2 separate regions of the Homo sapiens genome follow, and region 1 is linked to region 2. Evidence: chromatin loops called from intact Hi-C (ENCODE). Cell type or tissue: Calu3. All regions are shown on one strand. Links, peaks and the distances in the headings refer to the core of each region. The heading gives the core; the rest is flanking DNA. Region 1 overlaps NCOR2 (nuclear receptor corepressor 2). Region 2 overlaps ZNF664-RFLNA (ZNF664-RFLNA readthrough).

The links. Peaks named below come from ENCODE experiments on the same cell type or tissue, not always from the same donor. Only the 100,000 strongest peaks of a DNase experiment are listed, where the experiment ranks them.
Region 1: it touches region 2 in a loop (3-fold over the local background); 4 of 110 quality-filtered maps call a loop at or near these places.

The regions. Positions count from the first base shown.
Region 1 is chr12:124,395,172-124,403,171 of GRCh38, reverse strand. It overlaps NCOR2 (nuclear receptor corepressor 2), which reads left to right. Exons shown (of 49, transcript NM_006312.6): 16 at 611-768; 17 at 2,499-2,671; 18 at 4,991-5,053. Among named protein-coding and RNA genes, the nearest start is that of MIR6880, 62 kb to the right of the region's middle. RefSeq lists enhancers at 1-530, 3,486-3,985, 7,082-7,769, 7,770-8,000. In Calu3, for the core only: a CTCF peak has its summit at 3,343; DNase peaks (open chromatin) are centred at 3,341, 5,151 and 6,101.
Region 2 is chr12:124,028,411-124,044,809 of GRCh38, reverse strand. The region is part of intron 2 of ZNF664-RFLNA (ZNF664-RFLNA readthrough); the gene reads right to left. Among named protein-coding and RNA genes, the nearest start is that of ZNF664-RFLNA, 63 kb to the right of the region's middle. In Calu3, for the core only: a CTCF peak has its summit at 8,049 (motif pointing left); a DNase peak (open chromatin) is centred at 8,039.

The DNA.
Region 1 (8,000 bases), core at 1-8,000, 360 kb before region 2:
CAGACTCGGAGACCGAGGCTTAGAGAGGTGGCCTGAGCTCTGTCGGGGGCAGGGCAGGGCTGGGGCATCAGGGGTGTGTCCCCAGCTTCCCAGATGCTCAGGCACCCCTGCCGAGGCTCACCAGGGCACCTCTCTCAACCCAGATCACATCTGCCCCTCTTAAATATCCGGGCCAGATGCGGATGTAAGCATGGTGAGGATTCTCTCATTTCAACCTCCCAGCCCTCAGCTGAGGCACAGGCATGCTGAATACCCCCATTGTCAAGGCGAAGGAGTCGGCACAGAGAGGTTAAGACCCTCATCCAAGCTCACACAGCCACTGTGTGGAAAGGGCAGGAATTGAAGCCAGCACTTCTGACACCAATGCTTCCTGCCCCTCACCCCGACTCCGCCTCCCCAGGCCCCTAGGGCGGCAAGACCCCAGGCCGTGCCTCTCCCCATCTCATGCCAGTGGGGCCTGGCTTCCCGGTTGTTTATGACCTCTTCTGGGTGGACTCCACGGGTTTTCCTCCTCCTCCCCCAGCTCAGGCTGAGCCCAGGTGCAGAGATTCACCTGTTCACGGTTTTCTTCCCTCCCCACTCCCCTCTGCCCTCCCCCGGGGTCTGACAGCAGCAGCAACAACAGCAGCAGCAGCAGCAGCAGCAGCAGCAGCAGCAGCCCATGCCCCGCAGCAGCCAGGAGGAGAAAGATGAGAAGGAGAAGGAAAAGGAGGCGGAGAAGGAGGAGGAGAAGCCGGAGGTGGAGAACGACAAGGAAGACCTCCTCAAGTAAGGCAGCCTGCTGTCCCCTGCAGGGCCCGGCCGCTGACCCAACCCGGGTGGCACACGGTTCTGGGGGACCCTTTGTAGAGACGGGTGGGGTGCCCACCAATTGCCTGTGAGCAGGGGGGAGGGCTTTCTGCTCGTTTGCCCCTGACAGCCCCCCTTCCGGAAGCCCACCCATCGCCCTACTCCTCCTCCCTGGCTCCCCCCTCTCCTCCGCCCTCGCTTTCTTTCTCCAACCCTCTGGAGACTTTAGAGACTGATAGCTCATTTGAGCTCCACTCCTGAGCTAATAAATCCAGGCAATGACTTTGGAACTCTCTGCCTCCCTGCTTCCTCCCGCTCTTTCCTCCTGAGGCGCCAGGAAGGGGGAAAGGGGGATCAGAGGCCCTCCTGGAAGGACTAGGTGTGCAGGCGGCTGCTGTCACCTTTAGAATCATCGATGGCAGTGTGAGTTCTTGCAGATCAAGGCACAGCCTCACCGCGGGGGCCGTGACAGCCTCCTGTGCCTGCCAGGGGCTGCAGGAGTGCAGCCAGCTGGAGAAAGGGGGGCGGCACGACTTAGCGCCAGGTACCTGTAATGGGCTCAGGAATTTGGCTTCAGAGAACATCTGGCTTCCTCACCCCGTCTCCCAGACGCTTCCAGCAAGGGCCTTTCAGGAAGATGAATGGGAAGGCAGAGGTGATCAATCTGAGCCTCCCGCAGTAAAACTCTCCCCAGTCACTTCTGCGAGAGCCCCAGCTCGGGTATCGAGGTTGTGAGCACCCCCACACACCACAGCTAGGCCTGCAGGCTAGGCCTGCATAAAACCAGCAAGAGAGTTTCCTCCTGCCAATGTCTAAGATGATGCCCGGCCCTTGATAATACTGAAGGCCAATGTATTGCCTCTTATAGAGCCCCTCTGGAAATAGCTCCTCTGTGGCGAATAAAATGGCCCTATAAATTGCTGCCAGCCCACGCCCCCATTTAGTTCACCAAATAGTCTTGCAGACAGTATCTCTCTATTTGGTGCATAAAATGGTCTTGCAGATAACCACCAGCCCAGAAGAAAGTAGCCTTGCAGGAAAGCTCCCAGTACCTCCCATTTGGGGAATAAAATAGCCAGCCAATTAACTACCTGTCCACATGGCCTTATTGGTGAATTAAGTTGATAGCCCAGGTTACACCCCCATCCTTTCTTTTTCTTTTTTTTTTTTTTGAGACAGGGTCTTGTTCTGTCACCCAGGCTGGAGTGCAGTGGTATAATCATGGCTCACTGCAGCCTCGACCTCCCAGGCTCAAGAGATCCCCCTACCTTAGCTTCCCAAGTAGCTGGGACCATCAGCATATGCCACCACGCCTGGCTAATTTTCTGATCTTTTTCTTTTGTAGAGATGGAGTCTTGCTGTGTTGCCCAGGCTGGTCTTAAACTCCTGGGCTCAAGCAGTCCTCCAACTTCGGCCTCCCAAAGTGCTGAGATTACAGGTGTGACCCAGCACACCTGGCCGCAACTCCCTTTTGAGAAATAGCATGGTGTTGTCCTGCCAGCTGTACTCCCACTTCTGGTGAACATGGAGCCCCTGCAGACTTGCCCCTGGCCACCCTCACCTCAGGCCTCTCCCCCTCTTTCCTAGCGTCCGATTAGTGCCATGGCTGGCAGCCAGTGCAAATCCAGCTAAAGAAACAGTCTCCTCCAGTGGCTGTTTGATTTCCCGGCTCGGGTGAAGCCATCCTATCTCCCCTCTCTGGCCTGTAGGGAGAAGACAGACGACACCTCAGGGGAGGACAACGACGAGAAGGAGGCTGTGGCCTCCAAAGGCCGCAAAACTGCCAACAGCCAGGGAAGACGCAAAGGCCGCATCACCCGCTCAATGGCTAATGAGGCCAACAGCGAGGAGGCCATCACCCCCCAGCAGAGCGCCGAGCTGGGTGAGCTGGGGGCCAGGGATGCGGGTGGGGAAGGGGCTGGAGACACGGCGGGTTGCGCTCATATGAAAGTTTCGTGCAATTTGAGTTAATTGGCAACAGCCAAGGGGTTGGTGTAAGTCATGGTTGGAGTCAAATCCCAGCGCTACCTACTGGATGTGCTGTGTGGCCCAGCATGAATTCCTGAACCTCTCTGTGCCTCAGGGTCCTCATGTTCTCAGTGGGAGGAATCGGTGGTTACCTCTAACGTGGGGGGACAGTTGTAGTCACTTGCTATGTGAGAAGCACCTAGAACAGTGCCTGGGGTGTAGGAAGAGTTCAGTGGCTTCAACCACAGTGATTTCAGAGCAGGGAGATGTCACAAAAAATTCCCAGTGACCAGTTCCGGATTTTTTGGTTGTCGTTTTTAAAACAGAAGATCTGGCCACGCTTGGCCCAGGTTCCCATGAGGTGGCTGTTGTTGGGAGCCGAGTAACCACCACTCCTTCTTAGAATGTCATGGGCTCTACTTGTCCCCACCCAGCCTCTACCCTGGTAGGCATCTGGTTTTGTACCTTCACTTCCGTGGGCCTCAGTTTCCCCTTCTGTTGAGAAGGGTGTTCATCCCTCACTACCCTCCCAGAAAGTAGAAAAAAATGAGATGATGTGAGTGGCAGTTCCCAAGATTCGCCGCAGGGGGCAGCGGTGTGCGTCTGTTGTCTCTACTTTGTTTAGCTGTTAGGGTCCAGCCCTCCAGCCACTGCGGGAACCCACCCAGGGGCCCAAGCGCTCAGGCCGAAGCCCCGCCTGCCAGGGCTCATTCTCAGGGTGGAGATGCTGCTTCATCTCCCACAGACCCCCACCGTCCCCTGGGGTCCGGGTCATGCACCTGTCTCTTCTTCTCGTGGGATGTAGTTTGGACCTATTTCATAAATGGCCCACTCGAAGCTCAGAGAGGAAACGTTCCCTCTCTAAAAATTTCATTGTAGCTGGGGTTAGAACTCAGCCCCATTGGCCACAGAGCCTATGCAGCTCCTGCAGATATTTTCCAGCTGCCTCTTGGTGGCGGTGTACTTGGAGGCCCAGGGTGAAAGGGCTTTCTTCCTGCCTGATCTCTGGGGATAGTCCTCTCGGACCCAAGGCTGATGCTGGGGGCTCAGCCGCAGGGTGGAAAACACACTCCTAGGCCTTCCATGTCTCTTCTGGCACTGGGCACCCTCAGCACCCCTGGCACCCCTGGCTTCTGTAGGCTTCCTCTGGGAGTCCTGTGGGGAGGAATGGGAGCATCGATGAGGTCCCAGAGAGGCCCAGGCTGTGGCTGCAGAGATGGGGGAGGCTGGGGTGGCTCTGGCCTGTCGGGGCTGATGGGGCTGCCCATGGGGGTGGGGGCCGTCTCCCCTCTTCTGCTGGAACCTTCCGCCACTCCTCAGCCAGCCTCTGTTGGACACATACTCCCCCTGGCGCAGTTCCAGGTGCTGAGTCCATGGAGCTGACGTCCCTCGCACCCACCCCACTCATGGGTCTTAAGCAACTGGAAAGGAAGGGCCAGGGCTCACATCCAGAGGAGCTCGGCAGACAGACCCAAAAATAGTGCCACTGCAGAGATGCAGCCACCTCCAGCCAACCCCAAGGCCAGGTTGTGTCCCTTCCCAGTAACACCAGAAGCCCCTCCTTGTCCTGGATGAGTGGGGGTATGAACATTCCCTCTGGAGCAGGGCTTCTCCGCCATGGGCGATTTTACTCCCCCACTAGGGGACGCCAGGCAGTGTCTGTGAACAGTTTTGATGGTCACAATTGGAGTAGGGTTGCTGGAGTCCAGCGTGCAGAGTCCAGGGTTGCTAAGCATCCTGCCGTGATGGGACAGCCCCACAGTAATAGAAGAGCTGGGCTCCGAGAGGGTCCTCGGTCAGATGAGGTCCCGGCCCACCTGAAGCTTGTGTCCCACTGTCGCCACGTCACCAGGTGACCCCTTTCCCAACAGAGTGCAGGCAGAGGCAGTCATGGTCAAGGCCCTTGACTGCTTCAGTGTCCCCTTCTATAAAATGGGGTGATCGCAGGTGCCCCGACTTCAGCGGCTTGTGTGGAGGTTGGCCCCGACCAACGGCACGTGGGACTGCCCAGCACAGCTCCAGCCCAGCATAAAGGCTCAGGGAGTCAGGTGCCACGGTGGGTACTGGCTGGGGAGGGGCGTCTGAAATGTGGCCTTCCCACGGGGTTCAGAGCCGTGCGGTGACACCGTCAAGGCCTGGTCTACTCCCTCCCTGGCTCAAAGGAGAGAAAAGGGCAGAAGGCAAAGTGCCTCCTCTCCCGGCTCCTGCCAATAACCTGGCATCTTCTTTTCAGCCTCCATGGAGCTGAATGAGAGTTCTCGCTGGACAGAAGAAGAAATGGAAACAGCCAAGAAAGGTGAGGGGTGTGTGGCGGCTTTAAGCCTTGTTGGTTTGCATCCAGGGCGCCTGAAGCTCACGTGCTGGGGAGGGTGTTGACACATTTGGCCTTGAGCCAGGGGCTGTGGTGAGGCCTCTGGTGAGGTTCTGGTTCTGGGCTGTTCTCAGGTTTGTCACCCTGGAGCCTCAGTTTTACCTTCCAGAAAATGGGTCTGTGCAGCTGCGCTGTCAGGCTTGTCTTTGTGACTTGAGGGCGCAGCTCAGAGAGACACAGCTTGTGCTGTGCATGTAGTCAGCGAGTGGCTTCTGGGTGACCTCTGTGGCCAGCACCTCTGGGCCTTGGGGACAGAGCAGTGGCAGCACACCTGGGTATCTCGGGACAGTCAGAGCTTGCCGGCGGCCATCTCGGTAGAGTCCTGGGGTCAGGGAGACCTGCAGGGCGTTCATCCAGCCCTTAGAGCCCCAAAGGTCCTATCCTGGGCTCAAGTGTGCTGGGGCTTTGGAAACCTGTCTCAGGTTTGAGCACCCCAATCTGGGTGACGGGTTCTGGAGTGGATGGGGACACCCAGGCCGTTGGGGACAGTCGTGGGAGTGGCTCACACGGCAGGGAGCCAGCAGGCATTGGTGCTGGCAGCAGAAGCCATCCCGAGCAGATGGCCTTGTGATGTGCAGCACCGTGGGGGCTGGGGTCCAGTGCCTCCTAAGCCGGATCCCCTCTCAGCTGTGCTGTCTCCTGGCCAAGATCTTTACTTCCCAGCACAGTGACCTGCCTCTGGGCCTCGGTTTGCCCGTCTGTTGAGTGGGAGGGTCGTCTAGGTTGGCTGTGCGGAATCAGATAACCCTGTGTGAGGGCCCATGGTGGGCTGAGTGGGAGCGAATCTCCTCCCTCCCTCGGCCGTGCCTGGCCTGGGGCAGGGGCTGTCGGAGCTGGCGCATCACTGGCAGCACTGCTGAGGCCGGGGCAGCACCTGGCTCCCACGGCACGCTCACTCTCGGTTATCTAAGAGGTGGGGCCTGCTCCTGTCCCCGCCCATGTCCCTGTTTGTGGGCAAGGAGCCAGGAAGCAGAGGCCAAGGAGTGCCACGGGTTCCGGAGCTGGTGTGTGGGGCTGGGAGCAGGCCCAGGCCCCCACTCCCCGTCCCTGTCCCGTGCTTGGTCCCGTGGCCCTGCTGGAGTCGAGGCTGTCTGTGACGTGCGGTTTCTTTGTGCAGAAAGCTCCAGGTCGTGACTTATGGAGGGAACAAAGGCCCTTTATAGCAAACGCTCTTGGCACATAAGGGCAGGTGTATCTGAGAACAGCCTGGATCACGGGGCTCCTGGGCCCGGCCCCGTCCTCCACTGTAGTTGTGGGGGGTGCTGAGGGTCCCCACAGCCCTGAGAAGACCCCCACAGCCCCCGCCCTCACCCCGGGACCCTGCCCCTCGCCCTCAGAGCTCCTCCGGGGGCAGTCTGCCCTCCGCCCCCCAGGCTGAGGTGAACCTGGACCCAGAGAGACCCTCGCACCATTCAGGAAGGAGGGCCTGCCTGCCGCTGCAGGTCAGGCTCTGTGTGTGGTGAGTGAGAGGCATGCCAGCGGGGCCTGGGCACTGTATCCAGCTGGTAGGGCCTGGGCACTGTATCCAGCTGGTAGGGCCTGGGGCTGCTGTCAGCCCCCAGAGAGGCCACATTGTTGTTTCTCTGTCTTTAATGTCCACTTGGTGGTTTCTGGCATGTATTTCATTATAGGCTGCAAAAGAAGCTTTATTGAAATTGTGTGATTCCCGCCGCCTTTTATTTAATTTTGAGATGATACACATGGCACGAAGCTCAGCATTCTAACCACTGGAAAGTGAACATCTCAGTGGCATGAAGTACATCTGCATTGGTGTGCAACCCTCACCACTGCCTAGTTCCAGAACTTTTTCTCACCCCAGATGGAAATCCCATACCCATTAGCAGTCCCTCCCAGGGCCCCGCCCCAGCCCTACCAGCCCCTGGCAGCCACTAATGCACTCTCTGTCTCTGTGGATTGGCCTGTTCTGGGCGTTTCCAATGAATGGAATCCTACAGTTTGTGGCCTTTTGTGTCTGGCTCCTTTCTGGGAGCATGATGGTTCTGAGGTTCATCTGAGTAGCTTTGTACGGCTGAATAATATTCCCTCACCTGCACGGACCACATTTTGTCGGTCGTTCATCTCTTGGGGGATGTGTGGGTTGTTTCCATGTGGCTGTTGTGAAGAGTGCTGCTGTGAGCATTTGTGTAAAATTGTGTGAGATTTTTAATCACAGGTGAGTCCCTGGGATCTCAGCCTGTTGGCTGGGAGATTTCCCAGAGCACCCACCCATCGGAGGACTCCGCGTGGACATCCCCAAACGGTCAGCCCAGGGTCCCACCGCCTCTCCATCCCTTCTCGTGTCTCGTGTTGTCACTACCACCTCCTCACCGGTGACCACCCCCGCCCCCACCGCCCATTGCCTGAGAACTGGGAAGACAGTGCCTGCCCTCTGTTTGCCTTCTGGAAGGGCAGATCCGGAGGCTGGGAGGACGGCTGGGGATGACTCACCGGCGGAGAGGAGCCCGTGTCCCACCATCTCAAGGTTGGGTCCTCAGTGATGACAGTGAGCTCATCCTGGGTCCTGCCCATGGAGACGGCAGTGAGCGTCCCCTGGGGGCCGTGCACGCGGAGGCCCTGCTCAGTGACATTTGTAATAATGTCGTGAGCAGCAGCATGTTCGTCTGCCGTGAATTACAGCAATCTGGACAATTACTGCTCAGGGTGGCTGCTAATGGCTGTGTGTTCCAGGCGATGGCAGGAGGGAGCGGGGGTGGGGCGGGGAGACAGGTGCTGGCAGGCCCCAGCAACTCCTCCATAGGGGGTCGGGGTGGAGAAGCTAGGAACGTTCTGGAGCCCCCGCCCAGAAAACCAAGAGTTAGGAAAAGGGACTGGAGAAGCGGCTATTGCTGAGGCAGATGGTCTCTGCCCATCC
Region 2 (16,399 bases), core at 4,311-12,310:
TTTTTTTTTTTTTTTTTTGAGATGGAGTCTCCCTCTGTCACCCAGGCTGGAGTGCAGTGGCGCGATCTCGGTTCACTGCAACCTCCACCTCCCGGGTTCAAGTGATTTTCCTGCCTCAGTCTCTCGAGTAGCTGGGATTACAGGTGCGCGCCATCATGGCCAGCTAATTTTTGTATTTTTAGTAAAGACGGGGTTTCACCATATTGGCCAGGCTGGTCTAGAACTCCTGACCTCAAGTGATCTGCCCACCTTGGCCTCCCAAAGTGCTGAGATTACAGGAGTGAGCCATGGCGCCCGGCCACATGCAGCTTCATGGACCACTCCCCGCTTGCCTGAAGAGGTGCTGGCTCCCCTCTGTCCAGCAGCAGCTGATTATTCCTTGGGCCTCATGGGCTGCAGGGTCAGAAAGCGATCCCGCAATTCAGGGCACTCACCTAGCCTTTTCATCCCCTGGTTAAAGTCTTAGATCCAGCACCTAAACCACATAACTCCAGTTTTTACCACAGAAACTCCCAAAGACGCATAGCAACTGTCACAACACGCAGCTCTTCTCATCCTTCCCTCAACCCTACAGCAAAGCAGCCACCAGGAGGCAAGACCTTTTGGATGCCGAAAGGGGAGAAATGGATACTTTGCCACAGCGTGTGCAATATTGAGCTGCAACCATTTCCTTTGTCTGCACGTTGAAAATCCCCAAAGCGCAACCCTCTTCAGGAGGACACAGGAAGAGCTGCATAGGGTCTGGGCTTCAAACTGAAGCCCAGACACAACCATTGAGTCCCAGGGATTATGAACAGAAGCCAGCGCTTGGACACCTCAGGGGTTGCCCAAGTCTCACAGTATCTTAACAGTGCTAAGGCCAGCATGATCCAGAGTGCAGCCACGTGGCTTTCTGAGGTGCTGTGTCCCCTGCTCTCTGAGACTGTAAGGTGTGAAGCTAAGGAGAGGAGACCGAAAGGAAACACAGAGATCTAAAGCTTGGGAGGAGAGCTGAATCATTTGACAGCAGCTTCCCCCAGAGCAGCGGTCACGATAATTTTATGATGTTATATCCAGCACCAAGCTCATCATTGCCAGAGGACAGACCCCGCGACAGCAGAGATTTTTGTTTCCAAAGAAAAGTTCATTTCTCTTCTCACAGCAGGGCCTGGCTTTAAATATTTGTTGAGTTAATTTTGCTCTTCTCCTAATACTTAAGTTTCATTAAGGAGCTGAGGTACCTACAATAAAAATATGAAGGAACACAGGAGAGCTGTTCCTTTGTCTTCTCCTTGGGAAGTCTGGGGCTTCTGCTTCTGGTGCGGTGCTGTCATCCCTAGCAGCTCCATCGTGCATTTGGTGGCCTCTCTTTTTCCTCTTTTTTTTTTTTTTTTGAGATGGAGTCTCACTCTGTTGCCCAGGCTGGAGTGCAGTGGCGCAATCTCGGCTCACTGCAAGCTCCGCCTCCCAAGTTCAAGTGATTCTCCTGCCTCCGCGTCCCAAGTACCTGGGATTACAGGTTCCTGCTGCCACACCCAGCTATTTTTTGTATTTTTAGTAGAGACGGGGTTTTGCCATGTTGCCCAGGCTGGTCTCGAACTCCTGACCTCAGGTGATCTGCCTACCTTGGCTTCCCAAAGTGCTGAGATTACAGGCATGAGCCACTGTGCCCGGCCTCGGTGGCCTCTCTTGACCAGTGATAAACAGGTGGCAGCAAAAGACAGGGAGAGGCCAGACTTGTGCAAACGGGCCCAGTGGAAGCACCTCTAGTGCCTAAGGCATGCATGCACTCTGTTCCTCTAATTTGGGGATGGAATCCAAAATCCCGGCCTACCTCAGTGGTTCTCAACCAGGGTAGGGGCTCCCTGACCCACGTCCCAGGAAACAAACAGCATCACTAAGAGACCCTCTGCTCACCCCGAGTGGCTTCCACACGTCACTCTCCTGAGCAGCCACGCAGGGTACTGGGCAGAGGAAGGACAAGCAGGGTAGGGGAGAGGCCCTGGCTCATCCCGCGTTGCTGGAAGGGGGCTCGTCCTTCGCCTGGTGCAGGGGTCCCTGCTTAGGGATGCAGGAACCCCTGCCAGTCTCTAGGCCAGGAGAAATGCTTGTGACAGGGCAAACATTCCGTCTACTGGTGCTCCTGGAACCTATCCTCATATTCAACGCCACAGAGATACAGTTTTCTGCTGAAAGAGTTCCGACTCAGGGTAAGACAGAATTTGGGATTAATAAGGTGACCCTAGAACACCTCCCATAGAAGAGAGATCTGTGTGGGTGGCTTCCGGTCCTCACATGGGAGAAAGACTCCATTCAACTTGAGTCCATCAGATCAACATTTCTCCGCAATCATTCATGATTAAAACAAGATAATAAAAAGAAAGGCAGAAGAAAGAATTAAAGATATTCCCTAGTGATTGTTCAATTTTACTGGTGTGCTGATGGAAATGGTGTAATCTCATTGCTGCAAGAAGCCGTATAGTTGGGGAAAGCCTCTTTTATGAATGTCAAGCATCCCTCCTATCTGGGGGAACCCCCCATTCCGTGGGGCTTGCTGTGAGGCAGGGACCCACCACCCGCTACGGCCAACGAAGGCTGAGGTACAGATAACCCAGCCCCGGGAGCTGTGGCGTAGGCATGTGGCCTCAGCCTGGAACCTGGTACCTGTGAATGTGACCTTATCTGCAAGAAGGACTTTGCAGATGTAATCAAGTTCAGATGAGGTCATACTGGATTAGGGTGTGCCCTAAATCCAGTATGACTGGTGTCCTTCTAAGAAGAGGGAAATCTGGACACAGAGACACACGCAGAAGGAAGATGGCCACATGGAGATGGAGGCAGAGATAGGAGTGAAACATCCACAAGCCCACTGAAGCTGAGGGTTGCCGCGGCCCCCGGAAGCTGAGAGGCACAAAACACATTCCTCCCTAGGGCCTCAGTGGGTACGTGCCCCTGTGGCCTTCTGGCCTCCAGAATTGTGAGGGTGAACTTCTGCTATTATAAGACACCTGGCACGTGGGCTTTGATATGGCAACTACAGGGCGCTAACACAGATGCCCACACTAAGGACCTGACCCTTGAGGCTGTGACACAGAGATCCAGTGATGGGGAGTTTCCCAGCAGCAGGACAGCACCAAAGGCCCATCAGGACAGCAAGTGTCAGAGGCTGCAGGGCCCCAGAGACCAGGACAGATTGCCCAGGGCAGTGGCCAATGTCTGATAATGGCAGGACTTATGGCGGCGTCCACATCAGCCTGTACCTGTGACCCTTGACCTGCCTAGCTGCTCTTGGTCTTACCGGTTTTACAAGCCTGACTCTCAGTCGGGCGCAGTGGCTCACACCTGTAATCCCGGCACTTTGGGAGGCCAAAGGAGGCAGATCACTTGAGGCCAGGAGTTTGAGACCAGCCTGGCCAACATGGTGAAACCCCGTCTCTACTAAAAATACAAAAAAATTAGCTGGGCATGGTGGTGGGCGCCTGTAATTGCAGCTATTTGGGAGGCTGAGGCAGGAGAATCTCTTGAACGCAGGAGGCAGAGGTTGCAGTGAGCCGAGATCATGCCACTGCATGCCAGCATGGGTGACAGAGCGAGACTCCATCTCAAAAACAAATAGAAAAAAAATGATAAAATAAAACCTGATTCTCCATTCCAAACGCTGCCCAATATCCTTCTAGAAAGGTCCTATTCTGCTCAAGTTAGCCAGTTAATTTCTACTGTTTGCAAGCAAAATCCCTGACTGGTATAAAGCCTCATCCAAATAATTCAGAATACATTATCTATGCATACAAAAGGCCCCGGAGCTTTTTTCTGACTCTCAACTGGACATAATCGTTACATGCCTGTGAACACTCAAGCAGTGATCATCACCAGTAATTCATCAATGTTGCAATGACAGGTGATGGGTAGTTAATGACTATTGTGAAAACTGCACTTATCTCTGGGGGTTTACTTAGCTGTAAGAAGTAAGCTTTACTTCTCAAAATCAAGGTTAGAATTTCTGCAACATGGAATTTACAATATGTATCATCTATTTTGACTTTGATGCTATGCATTAAAGTGTTTTTAATAATTGGGTATATATTAAACATTTATCGACTTAACTAAAAGATATAAAGTTTTAAGAAAAATGGGTGTATTATAAAATCCCTTCAAAACACCCCAAAATGCTAATGAAATAAGAGATCAAGTAGGTAGACTGAAATAAAACTCTACAGTGTTAAAAAACAACAAACAAAATTGGAAACGAGAAGAGTGGTGCCTCAGGAGGAAATAACAGCATTGGGACACTCGGCAAGCTATGACGGAGCCAGGCAGCCCCGCACAGGAAATGCACGTTACTGCCGTGAGCACCGCCAAGAATGTGGACATCACGTTCATAGTGTGTGGCCCTCCCGGGCCCTTTGATATCAACATGCCCTCACGTTCAATAGAAGACATTTCCTGTGCATTTCACCTCTTCCCTGATCCCCAGGAAGTCCTAGGCAGGAATTCTGGCTGAATCTGCTTCCATTTCTAAATCCCATATTTGGTCAAATCCAATTATGTTGCCCCTTCAAGATTTCAATCAGAAACACTTGTATTTGAATTGAAAGGCCATAATGTGCTTACAAAGAAATATATCCATAAAAACACATTATACTTCATTAACAGTTATCTATTGACCAGGTGCGGTGGCTCACGCTTGTAATCCCAACACTTTGGGAGGCCAAGGCCGGTGGATTACTTGAGGTCAGGAGTTCGAAACCAGCCTGGCCAACATGGTGAAACCCTGTCTCTACTAAAAATATAAAAATTAGCCAGTTGTGATGGCACGTGCCTATAGTCCCAGCTACTCAGGAGTCTGAGGCAGAAGAATCACTTCAACTCAGGAGGCGGAGGTTGCAGCGAGCCAAGATCGCGCCACTGTACTCCAGCCTGGGCGAGAGAGCAAGACTCCATCTCAAAAAAAAAAAAAAAAGGTATTTATCATGATGTATATTACATTAGACAAGCTAGTTGGGGGGAAAAGAAAACCCTAAAAGTAAGTATCTATAACTTTCTGAAAGATCACTTCTGTTAATCCCTATTAAAGCCATCAAATCTTTTTCTCTAGCTAACTGAAAAAATCATCCAGGCAAAATGATACTAAATTTTTGGTTCTTATTCCCTTTTCCTGTTTCACTAGGAGCAAACAAAATCTATGTGGTTTCATTCATTTTCCTTTTTCATTCTTTCGGAGTTCTGGTCCTCCCAATAAGCTGTCCTGTGGGTGGAAATGTTTTTCAAAGAGAGGATAAGGTTGTTCTCTCCCACTGCAAACTCACCCAGTGCCCAACTGCAGGGTTGCTGAGTCAGTGGTGCAGAAAAGCAAACCACAGCTGATAGTTACCAAAGTTTCCCACAGTGGGTTCCAGGCCAAGTTGTCCAGCCTCTTTCTGAGTTAATTCTACCTCTGCAAGTGCTGTGTTGAAGATGGAATTTGTTTCCTCCGTGAATACATCCTTGTTCTGGTTTTAACATCTGTGGGTTTATATATAAGGGGTGAATGAATTTTAAAGGTTGGACGATCCCATTAAAAAGAAGTATTAACAGGATCTTTTGAGTTCCTGGATCAAGTCACCCTTAACCACATGATACAAGAAAACACGTAGGGACACACCAAAGCTTCCTGGGCAAGTTGGAAAAAGGAAGATTTCCCTTTTAATTTACAAAGCAGAGTTAATCAGCCAGGCTCACATCTTACATAAGCAGACTTGGGTCGAAGACAACGTCAACCAGAAACATCAATCACAGTGAGTGTGCCAGGAGCTGTGCCCACCCCTGCTGGGCACTCCTCTGATCCGGTGAGGAAACCCTCTTATTATCCTCACTTGATAGTGAGGGAAACTAAAGTCACACAGCTAACATGAGAAGGTGCTGGATTTGAATCCAGAGCCTGTGGCTGAACTGCCCTTTAGTGATGAAAAGGAGATTTTTAAGGAAAGTGGGAAAAAAAAATATTAAAAATATAAATATAAAATGTATATTTTTTCCCTGAAAAAAGTTTCAGGGAAATATTTGAACCTGAAACTTAATAAAGTGATTAGGGAAGGATGGATGTTTATATAAATCAGGGTAAATCATGCTTATGTAAATCAGCCTAGTAATTGGGGACCTGGGCGTGACTGTCATATCACCTTATTTCAATGGACCAAAAACACGTTATATTTTCGTTTTTTAAACAAATCTATTTTAAGTTACTAATACCATTTCTTTCAACAAAGGTAAAAACAAAGAATCACTTGAATTGTTTATCTGCCACTGAATTTATTTTTTAAGTCAAACTTTTCCCACTGATTTATAATTTCAGGAATGCTGAAATTTTTGTATAAAAAATTCATATTTGTATAAAAATATTTGTATGAATATTTGTATAAAGGTGATTTAGTGTTTCATCTTGCATAAAACAAATTTATCCCATTTCACTGCCTCATGCTCCCGTTTAATCAGAATACTTCCCACTTAAAAAATACATCCCACTTCACCTGCTGGGATTCGCACTTAACAAAAGATCTGATTAATCCCTGAGGCATGACAAAGACTCTGTCCTTGATCAAATGTTAGGTTCCTCAGAGTCCTCTTCCCCAGGAGGCCTCATCCTCAGGTTCTGTCTCCTCTCAGTAATTTTCCTCCATTACCCACTCTGCCTCTTGACTATAATCTACAGCTGTCTTTGCTGTTTTCGGAGTTGAGCCCTATCTCTCTCCCCTACTGTGACGGTCGTGACCCCTCAAAATGGTCCTGAATAGTGTCTTCCTTACGTGTTTTTTTTTTTTTTTTCCGGAGTCTCGCTCTGTCGCCCAGGCTGGAGGGCAGTGGCGCGATCTCAGCTCACTGCAAGCTCCGCCTCCCGGGTTCACGCCATTCTCCTGCCTCAGCCTCCCGAGTAACTGGGACTACAGGCGCCCGCCACCACGCCCGGCTAATGTTTTGTGTTTTTAGTAGAGACGGGGTTTCACCGTGTTAGCCAGAATGGTCTCGATCTCCTGACCTCGTGATCCGCCCGCCTCGGCCTCCCAAAGTGCTGGGATTACAGGCGTGAGCCACTGCGCCCGGCCGAGAATTTTTTCTTTAACGGGCAGAACAACTCGCCACTGACCCTACTTGGAAGTATCTTAGTGAAAGTTTTCATATAATGCAAAGCTACTTGACTTTGAAAACCAAACTTCAAAATAAGACTGCTCCAAGAACATTCCAGGATATTGTCTTTCTCTCCTCTCCCCAAGTGGTCTGCAGTAATTCTGGAATGATTCTCAGAACATTCCAGAATGTTCTCTCTCTCCTCTCCCCAAGTGGTCTCCTTCATTCCTACAACACTCAGAGATGATTTTCAGTCATTCCAGAAGGATTCCAGAATGTTCTCTCTCTCCTCTCCATTGGTCTCATTCATTCCTACAGCACTCAGAGATGATTCTCAGCCATTCTCCCAGGGTCACCCCAGCATGGGCCCCATCACCCCCAAACTGCCCCCACAGAGAGTTTCCTGCCTCTTCTCTTTCCTCTCCAATTCAATACTACCAGTCACTTCCCCACTGAAAACTCCCCCGTGTCATTCAACATCATGAATAAGTTCCAAATTCCCTAGCTCTGGACCATCGAATCCCTTCCAGCATCCCTAACAGATCCTGGGTTCCAGAACCTTCTGGTCTCTTCACTTGCTCTTGACATCATGGCCTCCCGGAATATCGCGATGCCAGCTCCCACCCACCTGAATCTCCACAGTTTCGCCCCATTCTTCTGACTTCAAACACATGCCGAGCTGTACTGTGGTTCTCTCTCCTCCCTGTGGGTCAGAAGAGTCCCAAGGGTAGGAACTATTTTATTTCTTCACCACCCACAGTGCGTAGCACAATGCATTAGTCATGGTGGGTATTCGGTAAATACGTATTGAACAATTGAACAAAAGTCACCATTGAATTCAATAGACTGGGAAACAGGGAAAGCATCTTAAAATACTGATTTTCTGGGAGAACTTTTTTTAATTGCCAAATGAAAATTTTAAATCATACAAAGCACACAGGTGCCCCCTTGTGGCTGCGAAACAGTGCAGCATCACCAACAAAAATGGCTGACTCCCAGAGTATGAGAAAGAGGGAGAGATTAGGTTAATTAGTTCAATTAGTTTAGTTCTGAGATGTCCAGCCTGGAGTCTTTCTTCCCTGTAACAACCGGCGGGTGTACAACGAAACCATTCCAATCACAAGCCTAAGGTCTACACAAGCAGCTCAGTAGCTGTTGTTACTCTGAGAACTCAGCTCCTTTGTATGCCTGGCAGGTAACCGGAGCTGTGGCTACAACAGGGGGTTTGACTGGGCCCCTTCAACTTAATTAAAGGAAACGTCAGAAGCACAACAATCGGCTGCAGGGTGGGACCTTGATTGCATCATGGTTAAAATAAACCAGCAGTAGGAGACGTTTGCGAGAGTCCACAAAAAAACCTGTACATGAAAATGTTCATAGCAGCTTTACTCATCATCGCCAAATGGAAGATTCAGCCTAAATGTCCCTCAACAAGTGATGGATGAGTAAATGGTGGACACATCATGTGACAGGCTACTCCATAACAATAAAAATCACAGGCTATTGTGACACACACGACATGGGTACATAACAAAAGCATTATGCCATGTGAAAGCAGCCTTACACAAGGGCACCATGCTATTTATATGAACTTCCAGAAGATGCAGTGATAGGAAAAAGTCAAATCAGGGGTTGTGTGGAGTGGGGGGATTGACTGGGAAGGGACATGGGGAACCTTCTGGGGTGATGAAAATGTTTGCTATCTTCACAGGGGTTTGGGTTAGACAGCTAACTATTTGCTCAATTCATCAAATATTATACTGGAAATTTGGGTCTTTTATTTATATGTCAATTTTACCTCAAAAGGAAAGAACCTAATAAATACTGGACTCCAGCAAATGATACTCATGCTGAAGTGTTTAGGGGGAAGGGTGCTGATATCTGCATCTCACTCTGAAATGCACTGAAAAATTAAGATGGATTAATGGGTGACTGGAAAGATGGATAGACGGACAGGTATACAAGAAAGCACACAGCCAAATGGTAATTCCACAACTAGGTGGTGGATATATAGATGCTCACTGTAAGAGTCCTTCAATTCATCTGATGTTTGAAAATATTTTTATGATAAAATCTTGGAGGAAAAGACATTGGGAATAACTGGGGATATCTGAATATCGACTGCGGGTTAGATAATTCAATACTAGGGATGTCTGAATATTGACTTGGTGTTAGATGATTCAGTGAATTGCGTTAATCTTTTATGTGTGATGATGATGGTGCCATGGTTAGTAGGAAGATGTCCCTATTTTTAGAGACACATTCTAAAGTATTTAGAGGTGTTATAACATCTGAAATATGCTTCAAAATACTCCAGGGGGCAGAAAATGAAGCTAATATTGCAAAGTGTTGTAATGATGACACCCACGTGATGAACTTAGGGGTGTCAGTTACACCATTTGCTCTCCCTGTTCATGAGAAGGAGGACATACTCTCCCAAGGAGCCTGGACTGCAACATTTGAAGTTCTGTCTCTTCTGTCTTGTCCAGCTGCCTGCTGACATTTTTCCTTTTAAAATTTACATAGTTAACAATTTGCTAGCCTGATAATGAGCATGAAGACAGAAGAGAAATTCAAAGAGAATGAGTGAGACGAGAAAATAAAAGATAACAAAATTAACCAGTCAGAATGACGAAAGGCTTAGAAAAAGGCTGGGTAACCGGGAAGGAGGGAGCGTGTGGGTCCTCGTGTCCCAGGACGTCTTCATGACGTGCCCCTCCGACCCCTCCTGCCTTTCTCGCTGGCTTCACCAGGTATCTCTCCAAAGTCAAGGCCTCAATGGTACGCACCACAACCTATCAGCCAGCAGGGTCCCAGGTCCTCCCTCCCATCTCTCCTCTCTAATCGGCCTTCTCCAGCTCTGCGGCCACATCACATCTCAAGAGTCTGTCAGTTCAACTTTTGCGGGTCTCCCAAAGGGTCTGGTGTAAGCCCCTTCCGACCTATCCTATAATCTCCTGCCCAAGATATTTCCTGATTATTTTTCTCCCCAATGCCTCTGTTGCGGAGATTTAATTTTAAGTGCTCTAGCATGGAGCCCCTGGCAAGGGAGATAAAAAGGGCTTTAGCGTCTCCCGAGGCCCGGTTTAGAATCCCAGATCCATCACTTACTTAAATGGGGAATTTGGACCAATCAGTGAACCTTGTGTTCCGCAATTTCTTCCTCTGGAAAATGGGCATGTCAATTGGGATTGAAAGTTACAGCAGCACAGCGCCGCCTGCTCCTGGAATGCACAAATGGCGCGTTTCTTTATTTTGCATGCCCACAGCTCGGCATTTGAGACTCCTCCCTAACCCTCTAACCATATTGCTCAGACAATTCAAATTCCAGCAACAACGAGGTAGTTACAGTTCCCCAGACGCAGGCTGTGACTTCATGCTTCAGTTCTTCATGTAAGTTTACAGTTTTCAAAGTGGGGTCCCTAGAACAACAGCGTCAGCATCCCCTGGGAACTCGTTAAAAACAAAAACAAATTCCCAAGCCTTACCCCAGACCCAGTGAATCAGAAACTGGGGGGCAAGGCCCAGAGATTGGTGTTTTCATGAGCCCTCCAGGTGGTTCTGATGTAGGCTTAATGTTGAGAACCACTGGTATATATTCTCTCCTCTGCTTAAAGTGTGCTTTCTCACTGTACCTGTCAAGTGAACTCCTACACATCCCTCAAAGCCCTTCTGTAGAAAGCCTCTCCTGGCTCCCAGGACCCTAGATAGGGTGATTTTCAGCCCCTAGCAAGGTGATCCTCACTTCTTCAGGGCTGTCCCAGAAGTAAAACTACTGGGTCATCTGGTAGATTGGGGCCTGTGGCTTTTTAGTTAGTTTTGTCCTCTCACTTTCGCAAGTCCCTGGACACTCTGTCCACGTCCTGTGCTTGAATGGGGCTGCATGTCTCCTTCCCTTTGAATTGCTGTAAGACAAGATGTCAACCTCTAAAATATAAAGATGGTTTATATTCCACACATCGATGCCTTGAAGGGAAGGAGAGAAGGCAGAGGAGAAGGAATTTTTCTAACCACTGAAGGCTCAAAACTTCCCATCTCTAGACTAAAACCTGCTCTTCCAAGCTGCTGTGCCACCTCGCCATCTTTTAAGTCTCCTTATGTTCTTAGCAGAGCTTTCCTCTGTCAGATCATAGTCATTGATGAACTCCACAGGAAAAAGAGAACGGAAGATCATGTGCACCTGTTCACCCACGTGCTTGGGATTTTTAGAGCCAAAAAGAACCACTTTATCAATAGGCTGCCTTCTCAGAGGTGGTTCTTGGCATGTTTCACCAAACAGTTGTTTAGAGTTTTTAAAACACTCCCATTTGTGGTATGATTGATACACAATGGCCTGAGCTCTCAGAAGGGAATCTGTGTCTTCAGTCCACGGCACAAATGAAGTAATTGTTTCTAATCTGATGTCTCCACTAGACTATCAACTTCCTTTTTTATTTTCCCAAAGAAATTGCCTGAGGAAATCACATCACGCTTTTATTTTGTATATCACATCACCTCCTACAAAAGTCTTATTAGCATTATTATATCTTTTTTTTTTATTTTGCAAGTGAGTGATCATTAAAGAACTAGCCTTGCTATATAGTTCATAGAATTTACAAAGAATTTAAATAGATGAAACAAAGTAAATGTGTTTGGGTCATCAGGTTCAACATTTAAATGAGATAAGAAAGGCTGGGGCTGAGCACAGTAGCTCACACCTTTAATCCCAACATGTTTGGGAGGCTGAGGTGGGAGGACTGCTTGACACCAGGAGTTGGAGACCAGCCTGGGCAACATAGTGAGACCCTGTCTCTACAAAAAATACAAAAATTAGTGAGACGTAGTGGTATATGCCTGAGGTCCCAGCTCCTCAGGAGGCTGAGGCAGGACGATCACTTGAGCCCTGGAGTTCGAAGTTACAGTGAGCTATGATCGCACCACTGCACCACAGCCTGGACAACAGAGCAAGACCCTGTCCCTAAAAAAATGAACTAAATACAAATTTTTACAAAGGCATAAAGAGAGAAGGGGTTGAAACTGGAGACCACGGGGTTCTGTGACTCCTGGAGTGGTTGCTTTTACAGCATTGTGGTGAGTCAGAAAAATGTTTTATGGACAAATTTAAAAACTGTCTTTTAAAAGCAATTCAGAGAACAAAGTGGAGGGTGGCAGTTTTTGTCCTCCTTTAAAGAAAAAAAGTTAAGGAAAAAAGTTTAGAAAGTTGTATGTGGCTGGGGGGTAAAGAATCCAAAGCGTAGCTCCCAACCCCACCTCTTTTGACCACTAGAGGGGGCACATACATCCCTTCATTCCCAGACAGCTCCCTGCATCGTTTCCCAAAGCTGTACTTGAAGTCACCCAGGGCTTAATTTTCAGCCTCTGTTCACGCAGCATAGACTTGTCAGGTCTTTATAATGCTCAGCGTCTCTTATTTCTCTTTGTACGATAACTCTGGCATTTAACTCTTCCATGCTAATCAAATATACCTCCAGGGTTTGGTTTGGTTTTTTGTTGTTTTAAAATAGACCAACGCTAATAAAGGCAATAGCAACTCTAGTCCCAGGAACATGGGAACAACAGAGCAAATCCTTCAATCTTAGACTTGTTTTGTTTTGTAAAAGAAAAACAAACACCTTTCACTATGTTGTGTTCTTTAAAAATACCCACAATAGGCCGGGTGCAGTGGCTCACGCCTGTAATCCCAGCACTTTGGGAGGACGAGGCGGCGGATCACGAGGTCAGGAGATCGAGGCAATCCTGGCTAACACGGTGAAACCCTGTCTCTATTAAAAATACAAAAAATTAGCCAGGCATGGTGGCGGGTGCCTGTAGTCCCAGCTACTCGGGAGGCTGAGGCAGAACTGCTTGAACCCGGGAGGCGGAGCTTGCAGTGAGCCGAGATCGCGCCACTGCACTCCAGCCTGGGCAACAGAGTGAGACTCCGTCTCAAAAAAAAAAAAAAAAACCACAATAGCAAAGACATGGAATCTACCCAAAGGTCCCTCAAAGATAGACTGGATAAAGAAAACGTGGTACATATATACACCATGGAATACTATGCAGCCATAAAATGGAACAAGTTCATGTCCTTTGCAGGGACATGGATGGAGCTAGAAACCATTGTCCTCAGCAAACTAACACAGGAACAGAAAACCAAACACTGCACCTTCTCACTTATAAGTGGGAGCTGAGCAATGAGAACATACGGACACAGGGAGGGGAACAACACACACTGGGGCCTATTGGTGGGGACAGGGCAGGGAGAGCATCAGGAAGAATAGCTAATGCATGCTGTGCTTAATACCTAGGAGACAGGTTGATAGGTGTGGCTAATCACCATGGCACACATTTACCTATGTAACAAACCTGCACATCCTGCACATGTACCCCGGAACTTAAAAAAAATACCCCAAACAAATGATACAAAGAACATAAGCTCTTGAGTATATGAATAACACTCAACCACCCACGAGTGAATCAGCAACTTCTATTCCGCACGAAGGAAAACAAAAATGAACCCCAGGTTGGCTTTTTTCCATTTGATTATTGGTTCTTTCTCAACCACCTATGTAACTTAAATTTACTTAATATAAAGTCAATTATATAATTCAAAACTAAATCATGAAGCCAAATAAAGTATAATTAATTCCAAAGCCACGTGTCTATTTTATTATTCCCTGCTCATGGGGATTATCCAAGTCATCGCATCTACCATCCCTCTGCGTATTAAATTTGTATATTAAAACTGTGTCAATATTCAGAGGCAATTATCAAGAGGGACTAGAGAACTTGGAGGGGCTTGTAAACTGTTCTGTGCATTTTGTCTGAGAGTGTCAGAAAAAGAAAAGAGATCCTGGCCGATACCGAAGTGCTGAAGAAAACCACAAGTCGTTTGACTGCAAGCTCCCTGATGACAAAGGCCTCTGAGCCTGCAGGAATTCCCTGCATGGAGCCTGTGAGGCTGACAACAATTGATATTTCCCAGGCATCTTGCAGCCCGAGGATCTCTCGGGGATCTTGATTAGGACTTTGTTGGGACAGACACACGCTAGAAGGAGATGAGTCACGTGCTTTCCTGTCGCTCTGCCTCGGGGAGGTCAAATGAGCTGGCCAGTGTGAAGCCAGGGCACTGGGGAATTGGATGAAGACCCCAAAATGCTGACTCTCCTACCCGGACTTTTTGTGACATGAGATCAGCTAGTTAACGCCTAAGATTCTGTAACCTGAGATGAGATCGTATGAGTTTTGCTGTCTTTTTTTTCCTTTCCTCAAAATTACTGTTTGATACATATCATTTTTACTTACTCACGAGGGACAGAAATTTCCCCGGGGCTTGTCTAGTTTGATACCTTTGCTAACTAAATCTGTGGAGGTGGACGGTCAGTCTGCGCTCCCTTGAACCTGGATGAGAGGGGTCTCTGTCCTGGGCCCCGTGCTTTAGAGGGCCCCACTCACAGCCTCTCCAGGGTCAAGGGAATGTGCCAAACCGGAATGTTGCTTCTGTATCAGGCTCCAAATTTCCTGGCACTGGAGGTTCCTTCTGAAACAGCGCAGGCGTTCCTTCAGAGCCTGCACAAACCCGTTCTTCAGATGCAGCCTCCGAAGAGCAGGCTGCTGGTACCCACGGCCCTGCCCATGGGCCTGCAAGGGGGCAGCTATGGGGTGGTGTGGAGGGATGGCCAGAGCTCGAATCATGGGCTGGGTGTCCACACGTGTGGACTCCAGGAGGACTCGGGTGGGGCAGGAAGGGATGTGGAGCAAAAAGGGACACAGGCAGGTGGGACACATGCCAGCCCCTACTGCCCACCACAACCCAGGGGGAGCTCAGGAGTCCCCGCATCCCAAAGGCCAAAGCTTGGCCTTCCAGGTGGTTCTGAAGAGTTCATTGTCAGAACCGCTTTGTTAACTTGATTTGCTTTGCTAACTTGATTTATAACTTTTTTTAAAAAAAAGAGACAGGGTCTCACTCTGTCACCTAGGCTAGAGTGTGGTGGCGCAATCATAGCTCACTGCAGCCTTGAACCCCTGGGCTCAAGAGATCCTCCTGCCTCAGCCTCCCAAGTAGCTGGGACTACAGGTGTGTGCCACCATGCTCGGCTAATTTTTAATTTTGTAGAGATGGGGTCTCACTATGTTCCCCAGTCTGGTCTCCAACTCCTGGCCTCAAGCGATCTTCCTGCCTTGGCCTCCCAAAATGCTGAGATGGCAGGCATGAGCCACCATGCCTGCCTTGATTTATGACTTTTAAAGGTGGGTCTCCATTTGTACTCTTGCCCGGCCCCCCAACACATCAAGGGCAGGCCAGTGACACGTTAATGTGAAGTCATTACTTGCACGTCTCTGCGGGGTCTATTCCAAGATACAACCTGCAGATGAATGCACACACAGAAAATGTACAAACAATAAATAAATGAAAGAATAATTAAAAATATTATTTCTCCCTGGTAACCTGCTTCCGACAAATTTCAAAGAAACTGTTACATAGAGGCTGAGTGTGGTGGCTCACGCATGTAATCCCAGAACTTTGGGAGGCTGAGGCAGATGGATCACTTGAGGCCAGGGGTTTGAGACCAGCCTGAATATCGTGAAACCCTGTCTCTACTAATAATACAAAAATTAGCTGGGTGTAGTGGCACACGCCTGTGGTCCCAGCTGCTTGGGGGAGGCTGAGGCAGGAGAATGACTTGAACTGAGGAGGCAGAGGCTGCAGTGAGCCGAGATCATGCTACTGCACTCCAGCCTGGGTAACAGAGTGAGAATCATCTCAAAAAAAGAAAGGAAATTGTTACACAGACGCAGAAGGAGCATATGGAATTTGGCCACGCTGGGTGTTACTGGTTTCAACTAAATTCTCCCAAATCCCAAGGCAAACTTCCAGCAAAGCAAGGTGACTGGCGAGCTGATGGGGTCATTTGTAAAGAAATGCTGATGCTCTCAAATGTGTACAAGCACCAAGATGCCAGCTGAGAGGGCTCCAGGAAGTTGGCTAGCAAGGGCACGCCTCTTTCCCTCTGTTCATCTGATTGTCAAGAACTCACCGGTGCGCAGAAGAGTTGGCGATCCTCACAAGCCCCAGGCTTGTAGCTTGTGACTGTTTGCTTTCAGAGAAAGGGAACTAAAAGATGCTTTTTCCCCCTCCTGCTTTTGCTTGGCCCTGGCTCCCTGCAAAATCTACCTGAGCAGGTCTGGAGTCACCAGGGACCACCTCCCAGTGCCTTCAAACACGGGGCTCTTGGGCAGCACTCTGGGACCTCAGCGCTTCGCCTGCCGGCAAATGACCACCACACCGCTGCCAACCCACTGCTGCCACCACGCTTCCAGCTACAGCCAGGTCTGCCAG